Linked DNA regions of Mus musculus: region 1 is linked to region 2. Evidence: chromatin contacts called from ENCODE Hi-C or POLR2A ChIA-PET data. All regions are on one chromosome and are shown on one strand. Each heading gives the region's core, a stretch centred on a gene start or an enhancer-like site at or near the end of the contact. The rest is flanking DNA. Distances are from core to core; before and after follow the strand shown. Region 1 holds the start of H2ac7 (H2A clustered histone 7). Region 2 holds the start of H2bc6 (H2B clustered histone 6).

Region 1 (6,863 bases), core at 2,316-4,815, 47 kb before region 2:
AGCAGCTTGTTGAGCTCCTCGTCGTTGCGGATGGCCAGCTGCAGGTGGCGCGGGATGATGCGCGTCTTCTTGTTGTCGCGGGCCGCGTTGCCCGCCAGCTCCAGGATCTCGGCCGTCAGGTACTCCAGCACGGCCGCCAGGTACACCGGGGCGCCGGCGCCCACGCGCTCCGAGTAGTTGCCTTTGCGGAGCAGCCGGTGCACGCGGCCCACGGGAAACTGCAGGCCGGCCCGGGAGGAGCGGGTCTTGGCCTTGGCGCGAGCCTTGCCACCCTGTTTGCCACGTCCAGACATTGACGCAAGAAGGTAGGAAATTATAATTGCAAAGAATTACAACGAAGCGGTACTAAAAGGCCAGACGAGAAGCTACTTATACTCGTACATGGAAGTGGAAAAGCTGATGTGTGATTGGTTAAAACTATCTTTCCTCTGCAGCCAATAAGGAAAGAGGTACAATACAATCTAATTTGGGTAATGGTGTCACTAACTGGCCTTCAAATCAGAGTTGACTACTTTTGAGTCCCTTATTTGCATAGAACCTCTATAAAATGGCAAGAACGAAGCTTCTCCCACATCTCATTTCCTGTTTTATCTTTCTCTTTGTTGCTTGTTTCTACCATGCCCGAGCCTGCGAAGTCCGCTCCTGCCCCGAAGAAGGGCTCCAAGAAGGCCGTGACCAAGGCCCAGAAGAAGGACGGCAAGAAGCGCAAGCGCAGCCGCAAGGAGAGCTACTCGGTGTACGTGTACAAGGTGCTGAAGCAAGTGCACCCCGACACCGGCATCTCCTCCAAGGCCATGGGCATCATGAACTCGTTCGTGAACGACATCTTCGAGCGCATCGCGGGCGAGGCGTCCCGCCTGGCGCATTACAACAAGCGCTCGACCATCACGTCCCGGGAGATCCAGACGGCCGTGCGCCTGCTGCTGCCCGGGGAGCTGGCCAAGCACGCCGTGTCGGAGGGCACCAAGGCTGTCACTAAGTACACCAGCTCCAAGTGAGTTCATTTAACTCACACTCCTAACCCAAAGGCTCTTTTCAGAGCCACCCATACTGTCACTTTAAGTGCTTTGTAATGCTTGGCTTTTGTATTATAACGCTGGGAAATGACACAATATTAGCTAAGTGTATGTTAGTGTGAAGAATATGTTTGCCTCAGTGTAACCAACGCGCTGCCAGATACACTATCAATTTGTAAACTACACAGTAACTACCTTTTGAGAGCTGATTGATGGCTTCAGTCCTTAGATTTTCTTCTCCAGAGTGCATAAGAAGTGGAATGAAATTTTCAAGTTTTCTCTTCATTATTTCAACTATTCCCTTTCAGATGTGATTACATTGTACGAAGGGAGTGCTAGGATAGGTTTTTATGGCATTGTTTTTTTATGACCAATGAGGTAACCAACAGAGGCTAACATTGATGCCAGTGTAATTCTAAACTGCCAGCATCACTCTCCCATTAAAACACTAAAGAAAAGTGTAATTCTAGTATTAACATCAGTAAATTTTGAACCTGTGAGAATACATTATAAAACTGCATTTTAAATTTTAATAAGTCTCAATGAAGGTTATGCTTTGATCTAAGCCAAGTGAGGATCCAAAGTTGCTTTCAGATGTTCTAAGCTGCTCTCTCCTTGATGCTTCCTTTAGTTTCAAGGCAATTGATTGCAGTTATATCTTTTGCTTAGTCACTACCCTGTGTTCCAGTTTCCTCTTCTACTGTTAAATGTTCAAGCAATTGCATATTAGATGAGATCTGTGACAATATCCTAAAGTCTGGAATAAGTTGTATTGCTTAAATTTCTCATAGTAGATGAAAACATGCTCTTTTGTTTGGACAGTCTACCAGTTCATCCAGGTATGGCAATTCCTATCCAGCATCATGAATCACAATGTAGATTCCGACAGCTAACTTCTCAAAGAGAAAGCAAATAGGAACACGTTTCTTGATAAGTTTCAGAAACTTCTACTTCTATAAAGCTAATACACTAGAAGCTTAATTCAAAAAAATACTGTAGGAAAACCTCAAGTTGGCACAATCCAGTAGTTAGTGCCAGTTTCTGGGGGAGAGGCCAGATTCTGAAGTTAAGGTCATACTAGCTACATGAGGCTAATATATTTGTGCATGTGTGTATAATCCAACTGACATGAACCCACAAAAAGGTTAGAAATTAACCACTTCATATTTCACTTACAAGATTTTTTACAAATTGGGGGAAAAGGTGATGTCTAGACTACTTAGGAATCTCAAAGCATGCCATATGCTATTCACTATAGTTGGAAACAATAAAATTCTTCACATTTACTGAAAGAGTAGTAAACTCAGTGCTCCAAGGTATGCTAATCATAAAACAGATATCAAGATTCCTTCCTCCACCCACGTGCTTTCTGGGTTCAAAGAGTGTTCATTCAAAGAAAGTCACCCTGACCCACCCTGACCATTGCTGGAACCCACTATGCAAAGGTGCTATTGCTAGGGGCTCTTAGATTGTTAGGGGCTCTTAGAAACTGTGACTTTGTACTTCTTTGTGACTCTTAACTGGTATTTTTGGTATTTTCTAACAACGCCCTCCCCACCTCCTTGAGTTGTGGTTCCTTCCTTTGAATACCCCCTTACTCAGCTACTCGGGGCGCCACGGTCCTCTACCCCTGGGTGGTGTATGACCGTGGGCCCGAGACTGCTCTTGAATAAAAATCCTCTTGCAATTTGCAGCAAGACCGTTTCTCGTTGATTTTGGGGTGTCGCCTCTCCTGAGTCAGAAGGTGGTGGAGTCCTCACGTTGTGGGTCTTTCATTACGCCAATGAATTTACAGGCACGTCTTTTTTTTTTTCTACACAGAACATAAAAGTAACAACTGTTACTAAGTATCAACATCCAATGTTACAATTTTTCTTGGAGGATTAAACAGTATTCGGTGTCTGGCAACAGCTCCCTTTTTGAAAGGGTAGGTGGCTCTGAAAAGAGCCTTTGGGTTAGGAGTGTGTGTTAAAGGAACTCACTTGGAGCTGGTGTACTTGGTGACAGCCTTGGTGCCCTCCGACACGGCGTGCTTGGCCAGCTCCCCGGGCAGCAGCAGGCGCACGGCCGTCTGGATCTCCCGGGACGTGATGGTCGAGCGCTTGTTGTAATGCGCCAGGCGGGAAGCCTCGCTCGCGATGCGCTCGAAGATGTCGTTCACAAACGAGTTCATGATGCCCATGGCCTTGGAGGAGATGCCGGTGTCGGGGTGCACTTGCTTCAGCACCTTGTACACGTACACCGAGTAGCTCTCCTTGCGGCTGCGCTTGCGCTTCTTGCCGTCCTTCTTCTGGGCCTTGGTCACGGCCTTCTTGGAGCCCTTCTTCGGGGCGGGAGCGGACTTAGCAGGCTCAGGCATGGTTGGTGAGAATTTCTGGAACTTTCACGGAGGCAACTGGTCTTGTCTAGTTGATGAGGTCTTATTCAAATGAGGGATGTGAAAGGGCACCTTTGATTGGTTTATGACGGATGGCATACGAAGTCTTGCCCAATCAACGTGCGCCCCGAATGCTTCTCATTGGTCTAGGAAAAAAGACGTCAGCCAATGGCATAGGTCCTTTTTCGCGCCCAGCGAATAATATAAAGGCTACGTTCTTGTTTCAAAACCATTAGTTCTTAGTAACTGCTTAATCTGTACAATGTCTGGACGCGGCAAACAGGGTGGCAAGGCTCGCGCCAAGGCCAAGACCCGCTCCTCCCGGGCCGGCCTGCAGTTCCCCGTGGGCCGCGTGCACCGGCTGCTCCGCAAGGGCAACTACTCGGAGCGCGTGGGCGCCGGCGCCCCGGTGTACCTGGCGGCCGTGCTGGAGTACCTGACGGCCGAGATCCTGGAGCTGGCGGGCAACGCGGCCCGCGACAACAAGAAGACGCGCATCATCCCGCGCCACCTGCAGCTGGCCATCCGCAACGACGAGGAGCTCAACAAGCTGCTGGGCCGCGTGACCATCGCGCAGGGCGGCGTCCTGCCCAACATCCAGGCCGTGCTGCTGCCCAAGAAGACCGAGAGCCACCACAAGGCCAAGGGGAAATAAGATTGGTCTTCTGAACTTGTATAAAAACAAAGGCTCTTTTCAGAGCCATCCACTTCGTCATTTAAAAGAGCCATTTGCTGCATTTTCCAATGAAATATTAACCGTGATGTAATCACTGTCATTTGTCTTATCTTACAATATGAAATTTTCACTAGTATACCAAATAAGATTTTAATTACCAAGCATCATTTGTTAGGATTCTTATAATTATTTTTATTACATGTTTCCTGATTGTTCTCACCTTTAGTATTTGGCCTTTTTTTTTAAATTAGGACAAACTGGAATTTCGTTAAGTATATTTGTTATGAGTAGTACAAAAGTGGCTTCATAGTGTTCTGCCTTGTCACTCCAACTGAAAATTGTAGCAGTAGCCTTTTTTTCCTTTGCCCTTCTATACAAAATATACACTTACTGTTTTTAGGAAAAAGTTCTCATTTATCTAGGTAAAACGCGTGTTTAAAATTACTCCTTTACTGATTATGTTAATACTGTAATCAAACAGCTTCCTTAGTGAAAAAAGACTCAAAAGTTTAAGTTTTGATTTTTCACGTGTATCTTCAATCTTCATGTAGAGGAAACAATGACAACATCTAGTTCAACAATTGTCTATAGCCAGGCGCGGTTCGTTTTGGGGTCACAATTTTATAACAGTACACAAACGGCATGTTATATAATTAAGTATAGATTGGATAGAACTTTGTTTTGTGAAAGATAAAAGAACAATATAAGCATATAAAGTATAAAAACAGATCAAGAAACAAAATATTAAAATAAATGGGGAGTGGCCTGGAGAGATATTAGCAAATCTACCAATAAGGTCGCTGTGGTAATGTATTGTTTCGTCCAATCAGAACGAGGCTCTTTCGCTTTATATATATGTACTCCGGCCACAGTTCATTACCGTTCTCATTCCCTGAGACTTCTCTCTTTTTCTTATCATGGCTCGTACTAAGCAGACCGCTCGCAAGTCCACCGGCGGCAAGGCCCCGCGCAAGCAGCTGGCCACCAAGGCCGCCCGCAAGAGCGCCCCGGCCACCGGCGGCGTGAAGAAGCCTCACCGCTACCGTCCCGGCACCGTGGCGCTGCGCGAGATCCGGCGCTACCAGAAGTCGACCGAGCTGCTGATCCGCAAGCTGCCGTTCCAGCGCCTGGTGCGCGAGATCGCGCAGGACTTCAAGACCGACCTGCGCTTCCAGAGCTCGGCCGTCATGGCTCTGCAGGAGGCGAGCGAGGCCTACCTCGTGGGTCTGTTTGAGGACACCAACCTGTGTGCCATCCACGCCAAGCGTGTCACCATCATGCCCAAGGACATCCAGCTGGCCCGTCGCATTCGTGGGGAGAGGGCGTAAATTAGGGTAGTGAGTGAATTTGGACCCCAAAGGCTCTTTTCAGAGCCACCCCCGTTTTCTATAAAAGGCTGTATATCGATAAGCTTTTACAAACCCCACTCAGCAACTCCATTACTTGGTATTATATTGTCTGTAATATCCTTTAACGCCTGTACTGGTTTAGATTTTTTAACACTTTTCCAAATATTTGCTATCCACAGTTTTTAGTGTTGCTGGTTTTTGCTTACTTAACACTGGCTACATCTTTTTCTTTAATTACCTTCAGTTGTTACTTAGCTTTTGCCTTTTGTGGAGGCTATGGCGCAAATGTCGGAATCCTGCCTTTGCTTATGAACCTATTAGAAGAAATTCTTTAGAACCGCTTAGGAGAACCCTGCTTAGAACCTTGAACCTGATGAAACTTGTAATTGCTAGTTCTGCTTCCTTTGATCATGGCTAAAATACATGCCATGTCTCTTGAAATAGGCGAGTTCTCTGGAGAGAAACTTGGAATGTGGGCTCTGCAGGCCTTGGCGGTAATCAGAGCTGGAGCTAACTGGCCCAATCTAAGTCAAGAGGTCAAGCAAGCCAGGATTAAGGAACACTGCTTTCGGATGGGTACCACATTCCTCTGTGTGCTCTCAGGTACAATGTCTTAATTCTGAAATAGGTTAACTCAGGATAACCACAATCGTGCGGGAGGGGACTTAACACTTCACCATTCCTGTACTCGTATGGTGAGGCAAGGAAATAGGAAGTTGGAGACTAATCTGGGATACAAACAAGTTTAGATTTTATCTGGATTAGTAACGTTGTCTTTAAAAAAAAAAGGAAAGAAAGAAAAGGATAGAAAAGTCACTTTCTAAGAGCACTTTCTTCTCTTGCAGGGAACTCTTGTGTGTTTCCGTGCCCCGGGAGCCATAGTAGTTGCTTATATTTCCTGGGGGATCCTGTGCCTCTGGTCTCCCATGAGACCTGCAAATCTTGTGTATATATCTACCAAACACAGACATGACTATGCACAAATAAAAATAAATATGCAAAGGAGGAATGAAAATCCTGAGGAAGGACAATGTTAATTTTTACTCTGGATTGCCACAGCTTCAGGAGTTTCATATGTCTTGCTCCAGTGTTTAATCAAAGAGCCCCAAAACATTGTGCTGGATATATTTTGTCCACACTTGACTCACACTAAGGTCACTTGAGGGGAAGGAAGCTCATCTAAAGAAATACTTTTATCAGAATACATTGTAGGCCAGTCTGTAAGACATTGTCTTGATGACTGGCGTGTAACAGCACAGTTCATGAGAGGTGCTTCTCTCTGGCACATGGCCCTGTGTTTACCCTGAACAAACTATTAGCAGCTTTCCTCCACGATCTCTGATTCTAGTTCTGTCTCCAAATTCCTGTCTTGAATTTCTGCCATGACTTCTCTCAATGAGGGATTATGATGGGGAAATGTTGGTCAAATAAACCCTTTCTTCCAC
Region 2 (6,486 bases), core at 3,536-6,035:
ACACCAGAAGAGGGCATCAGCTCTCATTACAGGTGGTAGTGAGCCACCATGTGGTGGCTGAGATTTGAACTCAGGACCTTCAGAATTGCTCTTAACCGCTGAGCCATCTCTCCAGCTCCCTTTCATTCATTTCTTTATTGGACACAGGATCTTGCCATGTATTTACTATGTAGTCCAAGCTCTACTTGAATTAACTTTTGACCCTGAGTTCCTGATTCCCTTGTCCCCACCTCTCAAATGTGCAAATCATAGGGTCATTGCTTTGCACTTCTACAAGACTAAATCTTCTATTTTGTTTCTTCTCTTTTTTTCCAATTCTTAATTTGTTACCTTATGTTTCTAATATTATACTTAAAATTTTATCAATTACTAGTCTTATACTTTACAAATTAATTAAGTTTGGGTCTAGCTTTATTTTATTTTCTTGCTTTGATTTCCCTGGCTATCCTGGAACTCCCTATGCAGACCAAGACTGGCCTTGAAGTTACATTGATCTTCCTGTCACTGCCTCCACGTTCTGCATAACTTGAAAGCCCATCAATTTTTTAATTTTTATTTATATTTTTAAAAGATTTATTTATTTATTTATTTATTTATTTATTTATTTATTTAATGTAGGTGAGTATACTATTGCTCTCTTCAGACACACCAGAAGAAGTCAACAGACTCCATTGCAAATGGTTGTGAGCCACCATGTTGGTTGCTGGGACCTCTGGACCTCTAGAAGAGCAGTCAGTGCTCTTAACTGCTGAGCCATCTCTCTATCTCATAAAACCCATTAATTTGTTAATCCATATTATTTTCTTACCATGTTACATGCTACAGTATTGAGATATAATTATCTTATAAGTATGCATTTTCTTGTTTTAATTACCATTTATTTCTTAAGAGCAGACTGGCCAAACCTATGTTATACAATACCAACAATCAATCTTTGCAAATTTGTTTTATAGTTTGCAGTTTCTTAGATGAATTAATTCAATTTTTTTACAAGTCAGAGTAGGCTACCTTTGAATTCCATGTAGAGCAGAATTTCCAGCATCCATTGCTATGCTCCATTTATGTAATGCTAGGAGTCAAACTCAAGGCTTCATGAATGCTGGGCAAGTATGCTAGAAGCTGAGCTACAACCTCAGTGACCAAAATGTTGCTCATTCCACTCTTCTGCTTTCTGTGATCTCATTCATTAGGTTGAGCTGCCTTTTCCCTCCATTATTTATTTCCTTCCTTCCTCCCTTCCTTCCTTTTTCCTTTTAAAGATAATGTTTACTATATGAACCTGACTGACCTAGAACTCACAGAGATCCACCTGGCTCCTCCCCACTCCCCCTCTGCCACCCCCACCCCCCAATCTCTTTTCCTGAGACAAGGACATACTATGTAGACCAGACTGGCTGGGATTATCAGTAATCTTCTTGTTAGAGCCTTCCATATTGGAATTCTTTGTTTTGAAGATGGTCAATGAGGTTTCTAAAGAGCCCGGCGTGGCAAATGTGGAAGCTCTTTGGAACATTCACGTATTTCAAAGCTCGTGGATGACCACAGTCATGGTTCAACCTGATTCACCCTCAGGAGAGGTCCCTCAGGTTTAAGCTCCCACTTAACGTTTGACTCACAGGAGACAATAAATGATAGCTACTCACTGACTTAAGTATTCCTGTTTGGACTTTTTTCTTCCTTCCTTCCTTCCTTCCTTCCTTCCTTCCTTCCTTCCTTCCTTCCTTCCTTCCTCCCTCCCTCCCTCCCTCCCTCCCTCTCTCCCTTCCTACCCCCCTTCCTCCCTCCCTCCCTCCCTCTCTCTTTCTTTCTTTCTTTCTTTCTTTCTTTCTTTCTTTCTTTCTTTCTTTCTTCTTTCTCTTCCTTTCCTTCTTTCTTCATATAGCAATAGATAAACAAGACCATGAAGCTGTCATAACCTTAATGACAAAACCTAGGGAAGGTAGCCCTCAAAGAAAAAATTCATATGTGAAAATAAGTTGGGAAGAATTCATGTAAAATGTTAACAAAAATGTATTTTATCTAATTAATTAAGACATAGTTTAATTAAATAACTCATCATGAACTAAAAATACCTGTCTTATAAATGCAAGCAAGAACCAACATTAGGAACTCCAACTCTATTTCTTTAAAGAGGTCAAGAAAGAGTAGCATGTAATTTCATGTGATATCAACACATAAAGGATAAAATTCATAACTAATTACTAACTGAGAATTAAATGGTGGAAGGAAATTGCAACTCAGTAAACGCTAAACACATACACACGCAAATATTTTGACTTAAAAACTCCCAAATCATTATTATGGAAAGGACAATGATGTTAGCTTTTCTTTTTCTTTCCTTCATATTCTCTCTTTCTCTCTCTTTGTCTCACTATGTGGTCTTTATAGGCTTGATTTGTAGACCAGTCTGCCAAACTCATAGAGATCTGCCTGCTTCTAACTCCTGAGTGGCTGGGATTAAAGGCCTGCACCACCACATCCTATGGCTTTCTTTCCTTTCAAGAAATTTATTATTTTTATTGTATGTGTATGATTTATACATATGCCTATATTTATATATGTGCATTGCATGTGTACCCCAGGAGGCCAGAAGAGGACCACCAGACAATGAGTACTGTATTTGTTAAGAGCTTATACTTCGAGTCAGCATAACATGATGAGCATCTTGTAATAATTTTCATTTATTTATTTCTTGTCTTGAAAATCCATCAACTTTAGAAAATTCTCAGCAATGATCCCAGTGTTTCTACCTCATACACGGATGCACAGTTCTAAGAATGCAAAGTAATAAATAATTAGTACTGGATCTCCCTGGTGCTCCAAGACACAAGAGTACCTTAGCAAAACCTTAATTAAATGTCCAGTTTAGCTACTGTATCTGTTGATTTGTATTCTAGAATGTAAGCCTGATCCAGAGCCAAGTTCAGAGCTTGAGCTTTTCGGTGTAGTTGTGCTTGGCAGTGTGAACTTACATTTTCTGCTGAAGAAAGATCTTTTGTCTCGTGCCTCAACATCACTAGCTCAAGATGCTGTTTAAGGCTCTACTTCAAGGTCAAAGTAATACTTTATGTACCAGAGTTTAGGCAGGGCAAAAGTCAGCTGTAGATCTTGGGGTTTCACACAGGCCATGTCCCTTGACCTGAGCAGTGTCGTATTTTGTAAAAGGAAAACATCAGTAGGATTTTTATTTGTCTATAGTGGTATCAAACGTGTCATTACTCAACAGTCTATCCCTACAACATGACCCTGTTATTGTTCGTGAGGGTGTGAGTTCGTGAGGTTCTAAATTCACTGCTTCCTCCATCCTATCCAGTATACTTCAAATTCGACCTGATCCATGTTGAGATTTTTTTAAAAACCTGTATTTGCTTTTCTCCTAGCCACACTACTTCTCAGCCTCTCTATTTCCTTGATTTATTTTCTCTGCCATCATCTCTTCCCTAAGCACAAGATGCCAGTCTGCCTGGTGAAGACACAGCTACATCTGACAGACCTGGATTTTCCTCCTTCTGGCTTCAGCCTGCTTCCTGCTTTCCAGGTGTAACAAGTGCACCACCACTATGGGCAAGGGGCACCTAGGACACATACTTGTTGAAAGCTGCCAAAGACGTGAACTAAGTAACTGTTTAAGATACAGTAACAGAGAACCTAATCATCCCTGATTGCTTTTCCTTCTGCCAGAGCATAATCTCTGCCAGTGGCAAATCCAGTCACATTGAAATTGGCCTGCTTGCAAAGCAAGCATCTACAAACAACCACATTTCTGTGGGAACTCTTGTCTTAAACCCTTTTTCTATAAGACACATACCTTATAAAAAGAAAAGGTTGTGGGTTGGAATGAAGAAGAAAGCAAAAGCTCCAATTGAAACGAAATTGTTTGAGAGTGCTCATTTGTGCTCAAGGAGAGCAATCTCGGGATGCTAAGGTCGGTTCAGTCTCTAGAAGAGGAACTTGGATACGTAAGCGCACAGATAAAGAGCTGCATGCTTAAAACATCTTTAGTTAATTTTAGTACCTATAATTGATAGCAAATTAACTATTCTGAACTTGTATGCCATGTGGATGTATGTGCCAGTGAGTGTGTGGTTCCCTGAAACCATTACGATCACCCTCATTTCCAGGGCACCACCGAGTTCACATAAACACAAGTTTGAAGCATGAGAACCCTGGCAGGCATGGTAGTACACGGGAATAAATTTCACTTGGGAAGGATTGAAAATTCCGGGCTAACTTGGCCTATACTTCTTGATCACATGTCCAACAGATTGAGAAAAAACAAACAAACAAACAAACAAACAAACAAAAACCAAAAAACCGCATAGTTTTAAGTTTAAGGATACTTGAAACAACAACAACTCATTTGTTGAAAGAATGCCTGGCTCTTTAAAGTCCTTGAAATCATTCGTGCAAATGCGCACTTGGTTTGTTTTCTTGGTAACAGGCTTGGTGCTCTGCCAGCTTCCTGGGCAATGCAGGAGAATGGCAGTCTGGATCAACTGAGATATGACGGTTACTCGCTTTTTGTAATGCGGCACGATGCAGGCAATGTGCTTTAAAATGTAATTGATGCCCATGGCCTTGGATAAGATGCTCATGTTGGGGCTCACCTGCTTCAGCACGTTGTACACTTGCTAGAAGCTCTCCTTTCAGTAGCGTTTGCGCTCCTTGTCCTTCTGTTTGTTGATGGCAGCTTCTAAGAATCCTTCTGTGGGGCAGGCTCGGACTTCGCCAGCTCAGGGATTGTGTAAAATTTAACTCCCTCCCTTGGGCACACTAAACATTTGGTAAAATACCTACTCCGTCACCAGTTAACACCACATTCATTTACATTACGCAGTATTCAAATGAGGTTAATAAGATTTCTTTCAGGATTGGGTTAGTTTTAGTGTTTCGTCACGAACAGGAACGTAAACGACACTTGAAGGTCTACTGTCTCATTGGCTGTCTTGTCACTTCGCTTTCACCAATCGGGACGTACGAATTAAACTGCACAAATCTGCTATAGCTAACCTATTTAAGCACGATCGCTATCAAACATGGGGGAACACAGAAAAAAAAGTACTCTAGTTGGGTTTGTATGCTTGATTTCAGCAGTCAGAACTGAGATGAGATGCGGGTGGGGTTGTCAGGACATCGATCCTGCTCTTTACGCACTGAATCGCTCAATGCTTAAGATTCTATCTCTAAATCATTCTGCTATCTCCCTTAAAAGTTATCGACGTGGCAGCCGGGAGTAAACTACTTCATTCCCATGGTCTCTAAGGGTCACTTGTGGGATATGAACTTACCCACCACCACCACACATACAGGAGATTATGTACAGACCTTCAGATAGCTAAGCTAGAGTTAACACCATTGCGCACACCCACATATCCCCAGCCTCCTCTGCTAAGCTCAGCCCACTAAGGTTTGTTCCCACCCTAACCACACCCCCTGTGAATGTGCAACAGCTCTTTTACTGAGAGTTGTGGGTGGCTCTGAAAAGAGCCTTTGGGTTGTTGGGCTTCTAAGCAGTTGGCCAAAGAAAATTTACTTTTTCTTGGCTGCGGTTTTCTTTGGCTTAGCTGCCTTAGGCTTGGAGGTTTTTGGTTTGGCCGCTTTAGGCTTTACCGTTTTCGCCTTGGCAGGGCTCTTGGGCGCCTTCTTAGCCTTAGTTGCCTTTGCCTTCTTCGGGCTCTTAGCTTTTTTGGCTCCTGCAGCTGCAGCTGGCTTCTTCGCTTTCTTTGGAGTCTTCTTGGTGCTCTTCTTGGCGGTGGCTGTCCCCGCAGCCTTCTTGGGCTTCTTGGCTGCGCCCGCAGGCTTCTTCGCCTTGGCCGCGCCTGCCCTTTTTGCTTTGGGCTTAGCCTCACCGGAAGCCGCCTTCTTGTTGAGTTTGAAGGAGCCGGAGGCGCCGGTGCCCTTGGTCTGCACCAGGGTACCCTTGCTCACCAGGCTCTTCAGGCCGAGCTTGATGCGGCTGTTGTTCTTCTCCACATCGTACCCCGCGGCCGCCAGCGCCTTCTTGAGCGCAGCCAGGGACACGCCGCTGCGCTCCTTGGAGGCGGCCACAGCCTTGGTGATGAGTTCGGACACCGGGGGTCCGGAGGTTTTGCGCTTCGCGCCACCTGCGGCCTTGCGGGCCTTCTTCTTGACGGGTGTCTTCTCGGCGGGGGCCGGTGCGGCGGGCGCAGCAGGCGCGGTCTCGGACATGGCGAAGCGTGTGAGGAGAGAGAACTCGAGCCGGAAGCAGAGGGACTGGCCAGGACTCGGGCCGCGGCGCTGCGCCCGCCCGTTTATATAGGGCGGAGCTGCGCCGTGATTGGTGCGCTGTCCAGCCCGCCTCGCTGGCAGCCGCGGAGTGTCCTCTCAGATGCGGAGTTGTGTTTGTTACACCTCAAAAAAAGCCAAAAATGTCAAAATTCCCTACATCGAATTGCCCGATTTTTAAAAAATAATGTTCCCCGAAGTCTCGGGCTTCATGCACATCTCAAAAAGTGAGCAAAGCAT

Evidence for each region. A loop is a pair of places that touch in the nucleus more often than their neighbours do. ChIA-PET counts read pairs that join two places held with the same protein, here RNA polymerase II (POLR2A).
Region 1: a map of heart shows a loop between it and region 2 (11-fold over the local background). The contact joins the promoter of H2ac7 here to the promoter of H2bc6 in region 2. A Hi-C loop is called at or near these places in 14 of 37 maps with a recorded cell type or tissue (adrenal gland, gastrocnemius, heart and 3 more). POLR2A ChIA-PET finds 5 or more read pairs at or near these places in 5 of 5 experiments (Patski and embryonic stem cell).

What each region holds. Positions count from the first base shown.
Region 1 is chr13:23,570,816-23,577,678 of GRCm38, forward strand. H2ac7 (H2A clustered histone 7) reads left to right here and starts at 3,566. Exons shown (of 1, transcript NM_178188.4): 1 at 3,566-4,100. The coding sequence starts at 3,656. The coding sequence ends at 4,048. It overlaps H2bc7 (H2B clustered histone 7), which reads right to left and starts at 3,392. Exons shown (of 1, transcript NM_178195.3): 1 at 2,945-3,392. The coding sequence starts at 3,375. The coding sequence ends at 2,995. H2ac8 (H2A clustered histone 8) reads right to left here and starts at 405. Exons shown (of 1, transcript NM_178187.4): 1 at 1-405. The coding sequence starts at 293. It overlaps H2bc8 (H2B clustered histone 8), which reads left to right and starts at 585. Exons shown (of 1, transcript NM_178196.4): 1 at 585-1,048. The coding sequence starts at 618. The coding sequence ends at 998. It also overlaps H3c4.
Region 2 is chr13:23,616,309-23,622,794 of GRCm38, forward strand. It overlaps H2bc6 (H2B clustered histone 6), which reads right to left and starts at 4,786. Exons shown (of 2, transcript NM_001177653.1): 1 at 4,608-4,786. It overlaps H1f4 (H1.4 linker histone, cluster member), which reads right to left and starts at 6,250. Exons shown (of 1, transcript NM_015787.4): 1 at 5,469-6,250. The coding sequence starts at 6,189. The coding sequence ends at 5,530.